2 separate regions of the Homo sapiens genome follow, and region 2 is linked to region 1. The links are chromatin loops, found by intact Hi-C in ENCODE. Cell type or tissue: CD14-positive monocyte. All regions are shown on one strand. Links, peaks and the distances in the headings refer to the core of each region. The heading gives the core; the rest is flanking DNA. Region 1 overlaps GPAT3 (glycerol-3-phosphate acyltransferase 3). Region 2 has its middle 8.6 kb from the start of GPAT3.

Region 1 (8,338 bases), core at 246-8,245:
AATCTCTGTGTCCTAAGGAAACATATGCTGAAGTATTTGGGGGTAATGGGTATGATGTTTACTACATATTCTAAGTGGCTCAGGAAAATTTTTTTATATACATATAAAGATAGAACAATAAAGCAAATGTGGCAAGATGTTGGCAATTAGTGAATCTGGGTGAAGTGACCTATTGTTGCAACTTCGCTGTATGTTTGAAATTATTTTTTAAAAAGATCTTCCTAAGTTATACCTGGGAAGTGGAATTGCTAGGTCATAGGCTCTGAATGTGTTTGAATTTGCACATCTTTACCAGTACTTCACATTATCAGATTAAACATCTTTATCAGGCTTATGGGTATGAAGGAGTATGTCATTGTGGCTTTTTTTTTTTTTTTTTTTTTTTTTTGAGACAGGGTCTCGTTCTGTTGCCCAGGCTGGAGTAGTGTAGTGGTGCAATCTCAGCTCACTGCAACCCTCACCTCCCGGATTCAAGTGATTCTACTGCCTCAGCCTCCCCAGTAGCCGGGATTACAGGCGTGTGCCGCCACGCCTGGCTAATTTTTTGTATTTTTAGTAGAGACGGGGTTTCACCATGTTGGCCAGGCTGGTCTCAAACTCCTGACCTCAAGTGAACTGCCCACCTCGGCCTCCCAAAGTGCTGGGATTACAGGTGTGAGCCACCATACCTGGCCTCACTGTGGTTTGAGTTTGCATTTCTTTCATTATAGTGAAGCAGAACATGTTTTCAAATGTTTCATCAATAAGGCTACTCTTTTATGAATTGCTTGCTATATTCTTAGCCATTTTTAAAACAGAGTTCTTTGACATTTTTAAATTAATTTTTTGTATGTCTTAATATATTCTGGAAATTAATCCTTTGGGAAATTAATCCTTTGTCGGCTAGATAAATTGCAGTTACCTACATACTTTTGAAAGATGCTTAACTAAAATATAAAATTGAGTTATATTTTATTTAAGTTACACAGAATAAACTAGGTAAGAAGGCAGAGAAAACATTGCACAACAAGTGTGTAGGGGCTGGAGGGCTGGCGTTGTTTGCAGATCTCTTCTCTCTTGGCTCAGTCAAATAATATGGGGCAATTGAACTTGCATTCTTATCTCTGGCCCCTCTGAAAAAGGTTATTTTTAGGAAGGCTGTCTATTGTCCCCAGTGTATTTCATTCAGAAATTTGCTGAAGAAGGTATTCTTCCCTCCTGCTGTAATGAAACTGTTGCACTGCTAAATACTGGCCAGTACTTAGATTGAGTAATGGGCTTTGAGTGGTATTGCAGTGCCTGTAGAGCAAAAGGGTAATTCAGTAGGCACACTATCATGGTTCATCCTCTAATACTAATTAAACCTCTTTTGGAGATGGTGAAAAAAGGTTAAACCACTTAGACTTGACTTCTGAAAAAGAGAACCTAATAATCATTCAAGAACTTACTTTTTTCCTTCCTTCCTTCCTTCCCTCCCTTCCCTCCCTCCCTCTTTCTTTTCTTTTTTCTTTTTTCTTTTCTTTCTTTCTTTCTTTTCTTTTCTTTTCTTTCTTTCTTTCTTTCTTTCTTTCTTTCTTTCTTTCCTTCCTTCCTTCCTTCCTTCCTTCTTTCCCTTTCTTTCTTTCTTTCTTTCTTTCTTTCTTTCTTTCTTTCTTTCTTTCTTTCTTTCTTTCTTCCCTTCCTTCCTTCCTTCCTTCCTTCCTTCCTTCCTTCCTTCCTTCCTTTCTTTCTCCCTCCCTCCCTCTCTCTCTTTCTCTCTTTCTCTTTCTTTCCTTTCTTAATTTTTATTTCTTTCTCTCTCTCCCCTTCCTTCCTTCCTTCCTTCTCTCCCTCTTTTCTCCCTTTCCCTTCCCTTCCCGCCCCTCCCCTCTGTTCCCCTCCCCTCCCCTCCCCTCCCCTCCTCTTCCCTTTCCATCTCATTTTGTCACCCAGGCTGGAGTGCAATGGCATGATCATGGCTCACTGCAGCCTCCATCTTCTGGGCTCAAGTGATCCCCCTGCCTCAGCCTCCCAAGTAGCTGGGACTACAGGCACATGCCACCATGTCCAGCTAATTTTTGTATTTTTTGTGGAGACAGGTTTCACCATGTTGCCCAGGTAGGTCTCAAACTCTTGGGCTCAAGTGATCCGCTCACCTTGACCTCCCAAAGTGTTGGAATTACAGGCATAAGCCCCCATGCCAAGCCCCTATTGCTTTAATTCTTAAGGTGACTAGGTATAAACTTTGCATGTAGGACAAAAACTCCAAAATCCCCATATATCCCACACCTAAAATCATAAAACATTAGCCCTGTAAGAAAACTAAATTGTTTCCATTCTCTCAGTTTATAAAAGACATCAGTCATGGAGCTGGTGGTTGTCCTAAACAGGACTTGGCTTTTGACTCCAGGTCCTCTTTCCTTTCTCCTCTAGTGTAGTATTAGTCCTTCCGAAAACTGAACTATTACAGCTCTTTCTACTAATACACGTATAACTCTTTCCGGGATAGGTAATACAGCACTGTCCATTTTCCTCATTGATTTCCTAGTAAACTGGAAAATGAGGTGATCAAAAAAGATCTTCTTTCAGGGAATTTAACATCTTAATTACTATCTCAAAAGAAAATATTTTTCTTTGTAGTCTAATGTCAGAAGTAACCTTTTGTGATACACCCCAAAGGAACCAATGAATGATCATATGACTGTGTATATAGCTACTCTTTATTCTTTGAAGACTTTCTCATTTTTTGTATTTAATAGTTAGAATTGAATGACAGTAGTCATTTTTCAATTCATAAAAATTTATGCTGCTTTAAAAAATCATTTAATTATTTTCTTGATGGAAAATACAGTAACAGCACAGAGAGGAAAACCTAATCCTATTGTCTAGAAATAGCTACTTAATGTTTTCATTTTTACATTTTTTCTATGTATATGTATTTCATAGAGTGAAACTATAGTTTTAGATTCCGTCTTTTCTTGATTAACATTATAGTATTTGTTAATGGGTGCATTTTATATCATTGTTTGGATTAATTGTAATGAAGAATGCTACAGTGAACACCCTTGCCTACATTTGCCTACATTTCTAATTATTTTCTGATGACAGATTCCTAGAATTGGAGTTATTGATCATCAGCAAAACTATCTTCAGTCTTTTCATTGCCAAACCAACTTTGACAAAGTTGCTACTACTTCCGTACTTGTACAAGTTGAATATGAGAGTACCTGTGTCATTTCAAGTCATTGAATAAAATGCTGCTGATTTGATACTGTAAATAGGCCTTTGTCTAATTCACATTTCCTTTTTCACTAGTGAAAAGTTGTATGATATTAACTATTAATATTCATGTTGTTTCTGTGAACTTTGCTTACTTTTATGCAGGAGGCTGTGTTTTTCTTATTAAATAATTTTCATATATTAAAAAATCGGCCGGGCGTGGTGGCTCACGCCTGTAATCCCAGCACTTTGGGAGGCAGAGGCAGGCAGATCACGAGGTCAGGAGATTGAGACCATCCTGGCTAACATGGTGAAACCCTGTCTCTATTAAAAATACAAAAAATTAGCCGACTGTGGTGGCGGGTGCCTGTAGTCCCAGCTGCTTGGGAGGCTGAGGCAGGAGATTGGCATGAACCCGGGAGGCGGAGCTTGCAGTAAGCTGAGATCACGCCACTGCACTCCAGCCTGGGTGACGGAGCAAGACTCCGTCTCAAAAAAAAAAAAAAAAAAAAAAAAAATCAACTTTTTGCCATTTATGGTGAATCTTTTGCCATTTTGCTTGCTTTTTGATTTTATGGTTTTTGTCAGGGAGAACAGAAGTCTTTGTTTTTACACAATCTAGAGTTATACTTGGGGAGAATTTTGTGTGTGTGTGTGTGTGAGTTCTTTGTCTAATGGTATGCAGGGAAGAATTCCAAACAAGAGGATTATGGAGGACCAAAAACCCCTCTTTATAATTAACAAAGATCATGAGGTAGAGGCCATTTCATGCAGACACAGTGATTTCACCTCTTTTCCCACTGCAATTGTTTGTCTCTTACTTCTGAAGATGGCTGATGTCACCCATTAAACTTATTTACTTGTTTGGCATATTTAACTTCTACACAGTTAAAGTTGCCCTTTTGGTCAATTCTTCTGTCGTATGGCATTTTCTCATGTCCTGATGCTTTCTTTTAAGGTATTATCCAAAGAGATGAGTCACCCATGGAAAAAGGGCTCTCTGGTCTACGAGGAAGGGACTTTGAGCTGTCTGACGTGTTTTATTTCTCCAAGAAGGGATTGGAAGCCATTGTAGAAGATGAAGTGACCCAGAGGTTTTCCTCAGAGGAGCTAGTGTCATGGAATCTCCTCACAAGAACCAATGTAAATTTCCAGTACATCAGTCTGCGGCTCACTATGGTGTGGGTGCTGGGCGTCATAGTGCGCTATTGTGTCCTACTGCCTCTGAGGTAAGTCATATGCCTGGTAATTTGATGATACGCTTGACTCAGCTTTCTTTTTGAATCATGTACATAATGGCCACGTAAGTGTTCTGTGGTGCTTATTCCACCCATTCCCACGTAGGAAATGCCACCAAACATGACCTCTAAAGGAATGTATTACGTATCCATTTTCCTTTCACAATTTTTCCCCAAATGAAGTTGTATATTCAGAATCCAATGTATATCTTAGAATCTGGATCCACTTTGCTATTAGAGTCTGAGCTAACTTGAGGATGGAGAGAAAAGGGAAGTGAAGAAGAAGAAGAGGAAGAGGAAGAAGAAGAAGAGAGATCATCAACAGTTTCATATTCACTAGAGCATCAGCCAAACTGTAAGAGCTGACCAGAACCCACTGCCTTTCTTTGCCAGTCCATAGCACTTCATAACTGCATAAGAGAGAAAAAATTCTTGAGTGTGGTTACACGTGGGAGAGAGCCATTTCGAAGTGTGTTTGTTCCATCCAATTCATTGTGATCACGGACTGCTCTTATTAAAGTGTCCCCACCTGGGTCCCCTTCTGCTTCTGAGCTTGAGTGCCACCTGGTGAGGAGGCAGTGTCAAGCCTAGTTTATGGAAAGCACGATGTGGAACATGAGTAGAAGGCACTGCGTGGTGGGATGAAGCTGTAAGTGGCTGAGATCTGATTAGCGTGGTGGTAGCAGTAGTAGGCACGTATACCAGCCACAACATTATTGTTGATCATCTTGCTTCATTTCCCTGGACATGGCCTTGGCATCCTCTCAGCAGAGCTTTCCAGGCAGTGGCTACCTGCCAACTAAACTTGGCACATGAATTGAAATCTTTTTACCACCCCCAGGGTGGCCTATGCTTGCCTCATTCAGATTTATTACCAGGGAAAGTATTGCTTAACTACAGGGAAATGCAGATTTCTAAGAAATTATTTCTGGGTTGTTGTTGTTGTTTTTTTTTGCCCATATTGCTAGTTCAGACATTGGGGCATAGTATGTCTTTTGGGAATCATTTCAGCTGTGATAATGAAGCGAAATTCAAGGTTTCACATATAATTTTGCTTGAACCTTAAACTAGTGCCCCCAAAACAGGGTTCGTGTACTCTGGGAGTGTACAAGACTATCCATTGGCATGCAGGAAGGAAATATTAGAGCTCTTATTTACTAAAAGCTTCTGTTCTGGCTGGGTGCAGTGGCTCACGCCTGTAATCCCAGCACTTTGGGAGGCCGAGGTGGGCGGATCACAAGATCAAGAGATCGAGACCATCCTGGCCAACATGGTGAAACCTCATCTCTACTAAAAATACAAAAATTAACTGGGCGTGGTGGAGCACACCTAGTCTCAGCTACTCGGGAGGCTGAGACAGGAGAATCGCTTGAACCTGGGAGGCAGAGGTTGCAGTGAGCTGTGATCGTGCCACTGCACTCTAGCCTGGCAACAGAGCGAGACTGCGTATCCAAAAAAAAAAGAAAGAAAGAAAGAAAAAAAGCTTCTGTTCGCTTTATAACTAGAGCTTCCATTTATTCTGTTTTCATTCTTAAAAAGAAAAAGCCCAGGGGCATGGTGGCTCACACCTGTAATACTAGCACTTTGGGAGGCTGAGGTGGGCAGATCACTTGAGGCCAGGAGTTCGACTGGCCTGGACAACATGGTGAAACCCCATCTCTACCAAAAATACAAAAATTAGCCAGGTGTGGTGATACGCACTTGTAGTCCCAGCTACTTGGGAGGCTGAGGCAGAGAATTACTTGAACCCAGGAGGCAGAGGTTGCAGTGAACCAGGATCACGCTACTACACTCCAGCCTGGGTGACAGAGCGAGACTCTTGTCTGAAAAAAAAAAAAAAAAAAAAAAAAAAAAAATGAAGCTGGGCCGGGCATAGTGACTCTTGCCTGTAATCCCAGCCCTTTGGGAGGCCGAGGTGAGGTCAGGAGTTCTATGTCAGCCTGGCCAACATGGTTAAACTCCATCTCTACTAAAAATACAAAAATTAGCCAGGTGTGGTGGCACATGCCTGTAGTCCCAGCTACTTGGGAGGCTGAAGCAGGAGAAATCACTTGAACCCGGGAGGCGGAGGTTGCAGTGAGACACTGTATTCCAGCCTGGGTGACAGAGTGAGGTGAGGCTCCATTTCAAAAAAAATAAACAACAACAACAACAACAAAAACACATGAAGCTTTAGTCAAGTTTAATATATGGATTGGTTCGTATCCAAGGTAACCTGAAGGAAGAATGAGGAATTCTACAGCACAGTGCTTGAGATGCCCTTGTTTGTTGTTGGTTAGCTTTCACCATGCTGTGGGGGCCCAGAAAATGCTGTTATGATTCCCTTATCTACTAAACAAATGCTCACAAAATAGATAAGTGACTTAAAATATTTTTGCAAAGAAACTATGATTTAAGATAATAAAGCAATGTAAACATTTATTACTTCTTGGCCTTTGGGCTAAGATCAAGTGCAGTGATATAAGCATCCAAGAACAAAAAGAAAATGCAGAGTTCAGACTCCTACTCTTAGTGGATACTCTTCAGTGTGGAAGAACTGCTTTGTAAATGCTTTTTAAAAGAAGCACCTACTACAAAATGAGCTTTTCAAAAACCAGATTGTATTAAGATACAATGTGGTGATGGTTGCACAACTCTGTGAATATGACAGAAACTACTGAATTGCATACTTTATTTTATTTATTTATTTTTATGATGAGATAGAGTCTCACTCCATCACTTAGACACAATCTTGGGTCACTGCAACCTCTGCCCGCTGAGTTCAAGCGATTCTTATGCCTCAGCCTCTCGAGTAGCTGGAATTACAGGCATGTGCCTCCATGCCTGGCTAATTTTTGTATTTTTAATAGAGATGGGGTTTCACCATGTTGGCCAGGCTGGTCTCAAACTCCTGACCTGAAGTGATCCGCCTGCCTTGGCTTCCCAAAGTGCTGGGATTACAGGCGTGAGCCAGTGCCTGAACTGAATTACACATTTTAATGGGTTGAATTGTATGGCATGTGAATTGTATGTCAATAAAGCTCTTAAAAAACAGACTGTGGCTGAAAACTTATGTCATCTATGAGAACTCTAACATTGCCTCACTTAAACTGGGATACATAATGTTCTGGCCTGTTAATCTAGCAAATAAAAAGTTTCAGTAGTTTTGAACCCAATTGTTAAACATGTTAAAATGAAACTCCTTCTGATTTAATGGATGGGAACAAGTGATTCTCATTGGGGCAAGATGGCAAAACATTATTTTAAAAGTTTTGCATAATTGATGATGAGATTAAACAATAATTTAGTTATTGCATCAGTAACTGACAAGAAAAAAGAACCTGACCTTCAAATTGCTATGTCAAGTCTTTAACAAAATTTAACACCTTATTTATCAAGGTATTTATAGGAAAGCATGTTCAAAAAGCTTTCTTCTTGCTCAAAATTGTAATAGTATTAATTATATTTATTAGTTATAGTAATATATCATGTTATTAAGTTATAATTATAAAATTGATAGTTATAATTATAAAATTAATAATATATATTAATGTATTACTTTATTATCCTATTTTGAGTGAGGACAAATTGCAACATTAATATAATTTCAAAATACTGTATTTTTAAATAAAAATATTTATACTTTTTTTTACGTTTCCAGATGTTTTATAATGTACATTATATCAGTACAGAATATGCACATTATTCTTAAACACATTGGGCTGCATGTTCAGATGTGTTATTGATGGAGTGTTTCTCCAAATGGGTTAAGATTGCTGCCTTTTACGCTGTTTCTTTTTTTTTTTTTGAGACAGTCTCACTTTGTTGCCCAGGCTGAAGTGTAGTGGCACAATCTTGGCTCACTGCAACCAACCCCTGCCTCCTGGGTTCAAGCGGTTCTCGTTACAGGGATGTGTCACCATGCCTTCCTAATTTTTGTATTT
Region 2 (8,338 bases), core at 106-8,105, 54 kb before region 1:
AACTGGCACTAACTGAAGTTTATCAACAGTTAAATTCAAATGCCTACTGAAAGAGGCTGGACAGGTGATGAAAAGCAGAAAGTAAGCTGGGGTTAAGACACATTTTGATAAGTACTTAGGTACAAAGTACATGTCATTTTCTTCTTCTTCTTTTTTTTTTTTTTTGAGACAGAGTCTCACTCTGTCACCCAGGTTGAAGTGCAGTGCTGTGATCTCAGCTCACTGCAACCTCTGCTTCCCGGGTTCAAGCAATTCTCTTGCCTCAGCCTCCTTAGTAGCTGGGGTTACAGGTGCACCACATCTGGCTGATTTTTCTATTTTTAGTAGAGATTGGGTTTCATTGTGTTGGCCAGGCAGGTCTTGAACCCCTGACCTCAGGTGATCCACCCACCTCAGCCTCCCAAAGTGCTGGGATTACAGGTGTGAGCCACTGCTTGATATAAGAGATATGTCAATGCCAGGGTGATGACAAAAGACCGTGGAAGAGATGGAGAGGGGACACACTGAAGAGGTTACGTTCTGCAGACATGTGAGCTCAGGGTTGCCTGTGTTGGGGCTCAGGACCCACCACCCCAAAACATGACTATAGGAGACCAGACTATGACACCTCAAAATATACTTCTTTGGCATATTTCAAGCTGGTTATTCTAAGGAACTGCAGACACAGGAGTAGCTCTGAAAAGCTCTTGTTTTATAAAAGAAATTTAGATCTATAAACGAAATCTACATTAGTAAAAGTATCTATCAGGAAGCTCTGAAAAACTCATTTTATAAAAGAAATTTAGATCTATAAAGGAAATCTACATTAGTAAAAGTATCTGTATCAGGAAGAGGGCTACTTCAGATTACTTTTATTACCTGAGAGACTTCATCTGCATAACAAGATAGCTTTCGGCCGGGTGTGTTTGCTCATGCTTGTAATCCCAGCATTTTGGGAGGCTGAGGCAGCCAGATCACCTGATGTCAGGAGTTCAAGACTAGCCTGGCCAACGCAGTGAAACCCTGTCTCTACTAAAAATACAAAAATTAGCCAGGTGTGGTGGTGCACGCCTATAGTCCCAGTTACTTGGGAGGCTGAGGTGGGAGAATTGCTTGAACCCAGAAGGCAGAGGTTGCAGTGAGCTGAGATCGTGCCACTGAACTCCAGCCTGGGCGACAGAGCGAGACTCCATCTCAAAAACAAAAACAAACAAACAAACAAAACCCCCCAAAACAAGACAGCTTTTATCTACCATGCATTTCCTCCCCTCACCCTCTCATAACTTGTCTTTACCACACCCCAAAAGCTCCAAGCCCGTATTCCCTTCAGTAGCTCAGAGTGCTTTGAAAGCTTCAATCACCCAGCCCCTTTTCAAGTTCCATATTTTGTGGGACTCTTGTACATATATATGTAATTCAGTATGTTTTTTCTCCTGTTAATCTGCTTTATGTCAATTTAATTTATAGCCCAGCCAAAAGAGATATACGAGAACCGAGAAGGGTGGAGGGAAGTAATTTTTTTCCCTCTCTAACACCTGATTTTAGAATAATATAGGCATTTTAATTTTAGTGTCAATATTTTAATATGTGGGCAATCAATTCAAATTTTTAAAATGTATTTATTTACTTTTTTGAGACGAAGTCTCCCTCTGTCGCCCAAGCTGGAGTGCAGTGGTGTGATCTCAGCTCACTGCAGCCTCTGCCTTCCGGGTTCAAGTGATTATCCTGCCTCAGCCTACCAAGTAGCTGGCATTACAGGCACCCACCACCACGCCTGGCTAATTTTTGTATTTTTAGTAGAGATGGGGTTTCACCATGTTGGTCAGTCTGGTCTCGAACTCCTGACCTCAAGTGATCCACCTGCCTTGGCTTCCCAAAGTGCTGGGATTATAGGCATGAATCACTGAGCCTGGCCATTTATTTATTGAAACAGGGTGTTGCTCTGTTGCCCAGGCTGGTGTGTGGTGACATGATCATGGCTTACTGTGTAATCACCTAACAGGTTCTTCCTGTGGGCTGCACAGACAAAATCAATTCACTGTGACCATGACATTGTAGTAAGGAAAGAGTTTAATTGACATAAGGCTGGCCACACCACATAGGGAGATGGAGTTATTACTCAAATCAATCTCCCTGACAATTCAGAGGCTAGGGTCTTTCAGGGATAGTTTGGTGCACAGTGGGCTAAGGGAATGGGTGCTGCTGATTGGTTGGAGAAGCAATCATAGGGCTGTGGACAATGGTCCTTGCACACTGAGTCTGCTTCTGGGTAGGGGCTACAGGACCAGTTGAACTAAGAGTTGAGGGTCTGGGTGGAGCCATCTAGTTCTCAGAAATGCAAAAGTCTAAAGAGATGTCCCAAAAGGCCAATCTTAGGTTCTGAAATAGTGAATTGGAGAAGTTGCGAGTCTTGTGACCTCCAGAATAATGGCTGGTAATTGTTTAAGCCCACATTTTAGCAGAATTCGGGCCCCTGTCATCCTTCTAACCTGCTGGACTTTCTTTAGTTTTAGAAAGGCAGTTTAGTTTTGGGAAGGGTTACTATCATTTAAACTACAAATTTCTCCCAAAGTTAGCTTGGTGTGCACCCAAGAATAAGCAAGGATAGCTTGGAGGTTAGAAGCAAGATGGAGTCAACTATGTCAGATTTCTCTTACTGTCATAATTTTGCAATGGCAATTTTTCAACTGCACCCTCTATCTCCCAGGCTCAAGCAATCCTCTCACCCCAGCCTCCTGAGTAGTGGGGACTACAAGTGTATAACACTTGGCCTGGCTAATTTTTAAAATTTAGTTTTTGTAGAGATGGGGTCTCACTGTGTTGCCCAGGCTGGTCCAAACTCCTGGGCTCAAGCAATCTTCCCACCTCAGCCTCTCAAAGTGCTGGGATTGCAGGTGGGAAACACTGCCCAGCCAACTCAAAGTTTTTAGAGAACATTTTATGAGACCTTTGTAAAGGGCATCTGGCCTGTGGTTCTCTGGCTTGTGACTGCTGATTTACATATAACCAGTATATAAATGAGTTGGGAAGAGGAGAGCCTGGGCTTTCTCTTCAGAGGTTTCTCTTCACCTGTGTACCCACTCCTTCAAGCTTCATACTTGCCCCTGTGAGACCCTCCATTCAATTCAGCAAGTGTGTAATGACAACATCGTTTGCCCTGGGATGAAAATTCTCACCTCTAGCTCTCACTACTACTTTGAAGACTTGATATAGTAGGTTCAGGTATCAGATACTATGACAGTGGTTCCAATAAGACTAGATTAAGTCCCAGCACTTTGGGAGGGCAAGGCAGGCAGATCACCTGAGGTCAGGAGTTCAAGACCAGCCTGGCCAACATGGTGAAACCCAGTCTCTACTAAAAATACAAAAATTAACCAGATGTAGTGGCGTATGCCTGTAATCCCAGCTACTTGGGAGGCTGAGGCAGGAGAGTCGTTTGAACCCTCGAGGTGGAGCTTGCAGTGAGCTGAGACGGCGCAACTGCACTCAAGCCTGGGCAACAGAGCGAGTTTCTCTTTAAATAAATAAACAAACAAATAGATAAAGTTTAGCCTAAAGCTACCTCCTTACATATTTTAAGTTTGGCCTAAAGGTTTATCTGTACATAGCAAACTGGATGTGTAAATGGATGTGTAAACAGACTATAACCTACTCTTGTAGCAAGAGCAAGAAGCCAACTCTCAAGACAGCAGCCATACTTCAATCATTCACAGGTGGCCAGCTATTTAAGCAAGACAAACACTGAGCTGTAACCAATCCAGCTCTTTCTGTACCTCACTTGCATTTTCTGTGTGTCACTCTTTTTTCTGTCTATAAATCTTCGCTGACCAGACAGTAGTGCCAGGGTTGCTCTGAATCTATTTCTGGTTTTGGAAGGTGGGCTGTCTGACTCATGAATCATTCTTTGCTCAATTAAACTCTGTTTAATTTGTCTAAAGTTTTTAACAGTAGATCCAAGGATTAGGCTTTAAGCCTAAGAAAAGCCTAAGAAAAAGTTGGATGTATCAATCAATATTATCCTTGAAAAGTTCCCTAGAAATTCGCCATCATGGTGACCATTTTAGACGACCTCTCACCATGTTAGTTTTCCTTCTGAAACTGCCTTTTGCAAAAATTATGACAGTAAAAAAAAATCTGACATAGAAAAATTATGACAGTGAAAGAAATCTGACCTAACTGACTCCTTCTTGCCTTTAACCTCCAAGCTGCCCTTGTCCATTCCTGGGTGTAGGCCAAGCTAACTACAGGAGGAATTTAGCTTATCATTTAACTTTGAAACAAAGACGATAGCTGGGATAACAAAGGTTCAAGCGATTCTCCTACCTCATCCTCCTGAGTAGCTGGAATTACAGGTGCCTGCCACTATGCCTGGCTAAATTTTGTATTTTTAGTAGAGATTGTGTTTCACCATGTTGGCCAGGCTGCTCTCAAACTCCTGATCTCAGGTGATCCGCCCACCTTGACCTTCCAAAGTGCAGGGATTACAGGTGTGAGCCACCGCACCTGGCCTAAACTCTCTATTGCAATTCTCTTGTCTTAATAAATTGGCTTTATTTGGGCAGTGGGCAAGAAGAATCTGTTGGGCAGTTATGCTTCCATTATTGGAATAGATTCATTACTTCTTGGACTGAGCACAAATGAAGTACTTATGTGGCTTTTAGGGCTGAGCAGTTTGAAAATATAAACTATAGCTTTAAACACTAGGATTGCACTCCATGGAGAAAATGTTCACATTTTGAGAGACCTTCCCCCAGGAACTGAGAGTTCTAGAAGGAAAAGCACATTTATATTCCCCATTTCAAAAAGGTCTCCGAGTGGAATGACCACTATTTTAATTTTTGTTATTTACATTATTTTAGTCATATAATTTAATTCACATATGTTAAATAGGGCACAGGGTATTAGGCAATTCCACTGTAAATAATGTACCTCCAAGTGGCATTATTTTTTGTTGGATACTTACTTTCATGTAATCCAGCATTTTTCCAAGTGTAGCCCAGCTACTCCTGGAAGGCTTCGCCACCTTTCAGGGGGACTGGGCACTGTGGCTCATCCCTGTAATCCCAACATTTTGGGAAGTTGAGGCAGCAGGATTGCTTGAGCCTGGAAGTTCAATACCAGCCTGGGAATAAAGAAACTCCATTTGTACAGAAAAATTAAAAATTTAGCTGGGTATGGTGGTGTGCATCTGTAGTCCAGCTACTCTGGAGGCTGAAGTGGGAGGATCGTTTGAGACCAGTAGGTTAAGGCTGTAGTGAGCTGTGGTCATGCTACTGTGCTCCAGCCTGGGTGACAAAGTGAGACCCTGTCTGGAAAACAAAAATCTTTCAGAGGGTCCATGAGGTCAAAACTATCTTTTTTTTTTTTTAATACTGAGATGTTATTTTCCTTTTTTAGCCTCATTCTCTCATACATGGGATTTATTATATTTTTGATGCATCGAACTGGCCAGGATATAGTCTCCAGTTATTCAGGGGCTATAGTCCTCTAGTTACAATCTAGGTGTTACTGTGAAGTTATTTTATTGATATTGATATTTTACTGATAGCTTCTTGTGCCTTAGAATTTCAGTCAGCTCCATCTGATAGCCTGCCCTGTGTATTTCAGACTTGCCTTGCCTGTCCCCACAATTGCATAAATGATTGTTTACAGTAAATCTCTTAATACATATTTCCTTCTGTTCTGATTAAGATTTTGACTGATAGAGGCCAGGCATGGTGGCTCACACCTGTAATTCCAGCACTTTGGGAGGCCGAGGCAGGTGGATCACTTGAAGTCAGGAGTTCGAGACCAGCTTGGCCAACATGGTGAAACCCCGTCTCTACTAAAAATACAAAAATTAGCCGGCAGTGGTGGCACGCGCCTGTAATCCTAACTACTTGGGAGGCTGAGGCAGGTGGATCACTTGAAGTCAGGAGTTCGAGACCAGCTTGGCCAACATGGTGAAACCCCGTCTCTACTAAAAATACAAAAATTAGCCGGGAGTGGTGGCACGCGCCTGTAATCCTAACTACTTGGGAGGCTGAGGCATGAGAATAGTTTGAATCTGGGAGGTGGAGGTTGCAGTGAGTGGGCATCGTGCCACTGCATACCAGCCTAGGTGACAAAGTGAGATTCCATCTCAAAAAAAAAAAAAAAAAAAAAAAAAGATTTTGACTGATAGAAATTTTGGTAGTGGAAGTGGTTATAGAGAAACAGAATCATAAGAATGAGTTTTTGGAGTTGGTTTTCTAATCTGGTTAGTTTTGAAGGCACCAATGCCTCTATTTTCAGTGGTAAAGAGGGCACTGGTAGTCCACATTATGATATGGTAAGAGATATGCAAGGCATGGCCACTGGATACTTCTAATAAAATATCTACTGGAGGCAAGGTTCTGGGTGTCCAAGTATTTGCTTTTAGTCAAACTACGGAATATAATAAGATTGGCTGATTGTTCCTAACTTCACTGAGTAGTAGGAAAAGAAAAGGATGAGCTCAAGCCTTCAAATTCTCAGGTCATACTCCACATAAAAAACCTGAACGCTTCTATGTCTGTCCTGAAATAAACCCTCATCTCCTGTAGCCACATGGCAAAGATTTCTGAAAACCAACCCCCGAGTCTCCATCTGCCAAGGGCTGAATTAAATACAAAAGTGAGTCCTTGACTGAGAAGGAACAGGATCCTGGAATTTGGTATGGGAACAAGGCAGATCTTGATGAAGCTGAGGCTACAGAATCCCTAAGTTCTGATGCATCTCCTTTGCCAGTTGTAGCTGCTTTCCACCACTGCCTGAAGAAGTTAGCCCTCCTTTGCCTGAAGAATGTGTCATGGCCTTCCCTGAGGCATTTGCCTTGCTCATTCTCCTCAGGACCTGCCTCCATCACTCCTGTCTGGTTCTAGACTAGAACTAGACTCCAGTCCTAGCAGGTCATGAAAGGTGAGGTATACTATACTCCAAAATATGTCCTAGGAGAAAGTATACTGTACTCCAAAAGAACTGCTTTTTTTTTTTTTTTTGAGACAGTTTCTCGCTCTGTTGCCCAGGCTGGAGTGCAGTGGTGTGATCTCGGCTCATTGCAACCTCTGCCTTCTGGGTTTAAGTGATTCTCTGCCTCAGCCTCCCAAGTAGCTGGGACTACAGGCATGTGCCACCACGCCCGGCTAATTTTTGTATTTTAGTAGAGACGGGGTTACTCCTGTTGGTCAGGCTGGTCTCGAACTCCTGACCTCAGGTGATCCACCCACCTCGGCCTCCCAAAGTGCTGGGATTACAGGGGTGAGCCACTGTGCCTGGCCAAAGAACTGCATATTTTTTTGCAAAGTATGCTGAAAGAAATCTAGAGAATTGTGTGGGAATGACGTGAAGGAAGTGGGAGCATGTCATCCTGGTTCACAAGTAAAACTAGGAGCTTATGTAGGGCAGGTGATCAATGGAGTTTTATCTCAGGTCCATCTTATATTGGGCCCAGTGAATCTTTGAACCCATCCTGTGGTTATTTTCCCAGTCCTGGAATGCAAAATTGGAATAGACATACTCAGCAACTGGTAGGATCTCCATGATGGATCCCTGACCTGTGAAGTGAGGGATGTGGATGAGAACAGGAGACAGGTGTGTGTGTATGTGCGCTGGGGGAAGCACTGGGATGTGACCAAAGACCCAGAGAAGAAGAAACCCTGCATAAAACAGAAGGTGGGAAAGATTTTTTTTGGCATGTGATGAAAATTGGGTTGGATGCAGACTGTGGAATGCTTCCAGATCTAACCTAAGATGTTCAGTATTTCAGCTTTAACTTCTGGCTATTAGAGAGCGTTAAAGTAACTAAATATGGTCTGAGAAGGACTCTGTGCTTCTATATTTGAGTCCTTGTGGATGAACTGCAACCTAACTTAATAGGCAGACAAGATCGAAAAACCTAACTTAAGAGTATGCACCTGGCCAGCGTGGTGGCTCACACCTGTAACCCCAGCACTTTGGGAGGCTAAGGCAGGCAGATCACCTGAGGTCAGGAGTTTGAGACCAGCCTGACCAACATGGTGAAACCCCGTCTCTATCAAAAGTACAAAAATTAGCTGGGCGTGGTGGCGCCTGCCTGTAATCCCAGCTACCTGGGAGGCTGAGGCAGGAGAATCATTGGAACCTGGGAGGCGGAGGTTGCAGTGAGCTGAGATCATGCCACTGCACTCCACCCTGGGCAACAGAGCAAGACACCGTCTCTAAAAAAAAAAAAAAAAAAAAAAAAAAAGAGTATGTGCCTGTAACAATAGCTGAGTGTTGGCCAATCCCAGGAGTCATACTTTAACCACTCATAGACTGCTGAGTGTTCAAACTGTGTTCAAATAAGGCAAACACCAACCTGTAACCAATCTAGCTGTTCTGT

The links. Peaks named below come from ENCODE experiments on the same cell type or tissue, not always from the same donor. Only the 100,000 strongest peaks of a DNase experiment are listed, where the experiment ranks them.
Region 2: it touches region 1 in a loop (3-fold over the local background); 17 of 110 quality-filtered maps call a loop at or near these places.

The regions. Positions count from the first base shown.
Region 1 is chr4:83,577,427-83,585,764 of GRCh38, forward strand. GPAT3 (glycerol-3-phosphate acyltransferase 3) reads left to right here. Exons shown (of 12, transcript NM_032717.5): 3 at 4,136-4,406. Among named protein-coding and RNA genes, the nearest start is that of GPAT3, 45 kb to the left of the region's middle. RefSeq lists a silencer at 5,110-5,404. In CD14-positive monocyte, for the core only: CTCF peaks have their summits at 4,953 (motif pointing left) and 5,155; DNase peaks (open chromatin) are centred at 4,425 and 4,735; H3K4me3 peaks cover 855 bases; H3K27ac peaks cover 1,604 bases.
Region 2 is chr4:83,523,368-83,531,705 of GRCh38, forward strand. No RefSeq gene overlaps it. Among named protein-coding and RNA genes, the nearest start is that of GPAT3, 8.6 kb to the right of the region's middle. In CD14-positive monocyte, for the core only: no CTCF peak of the experiment used is centred there; no DNase peak of the experiment used is centred there.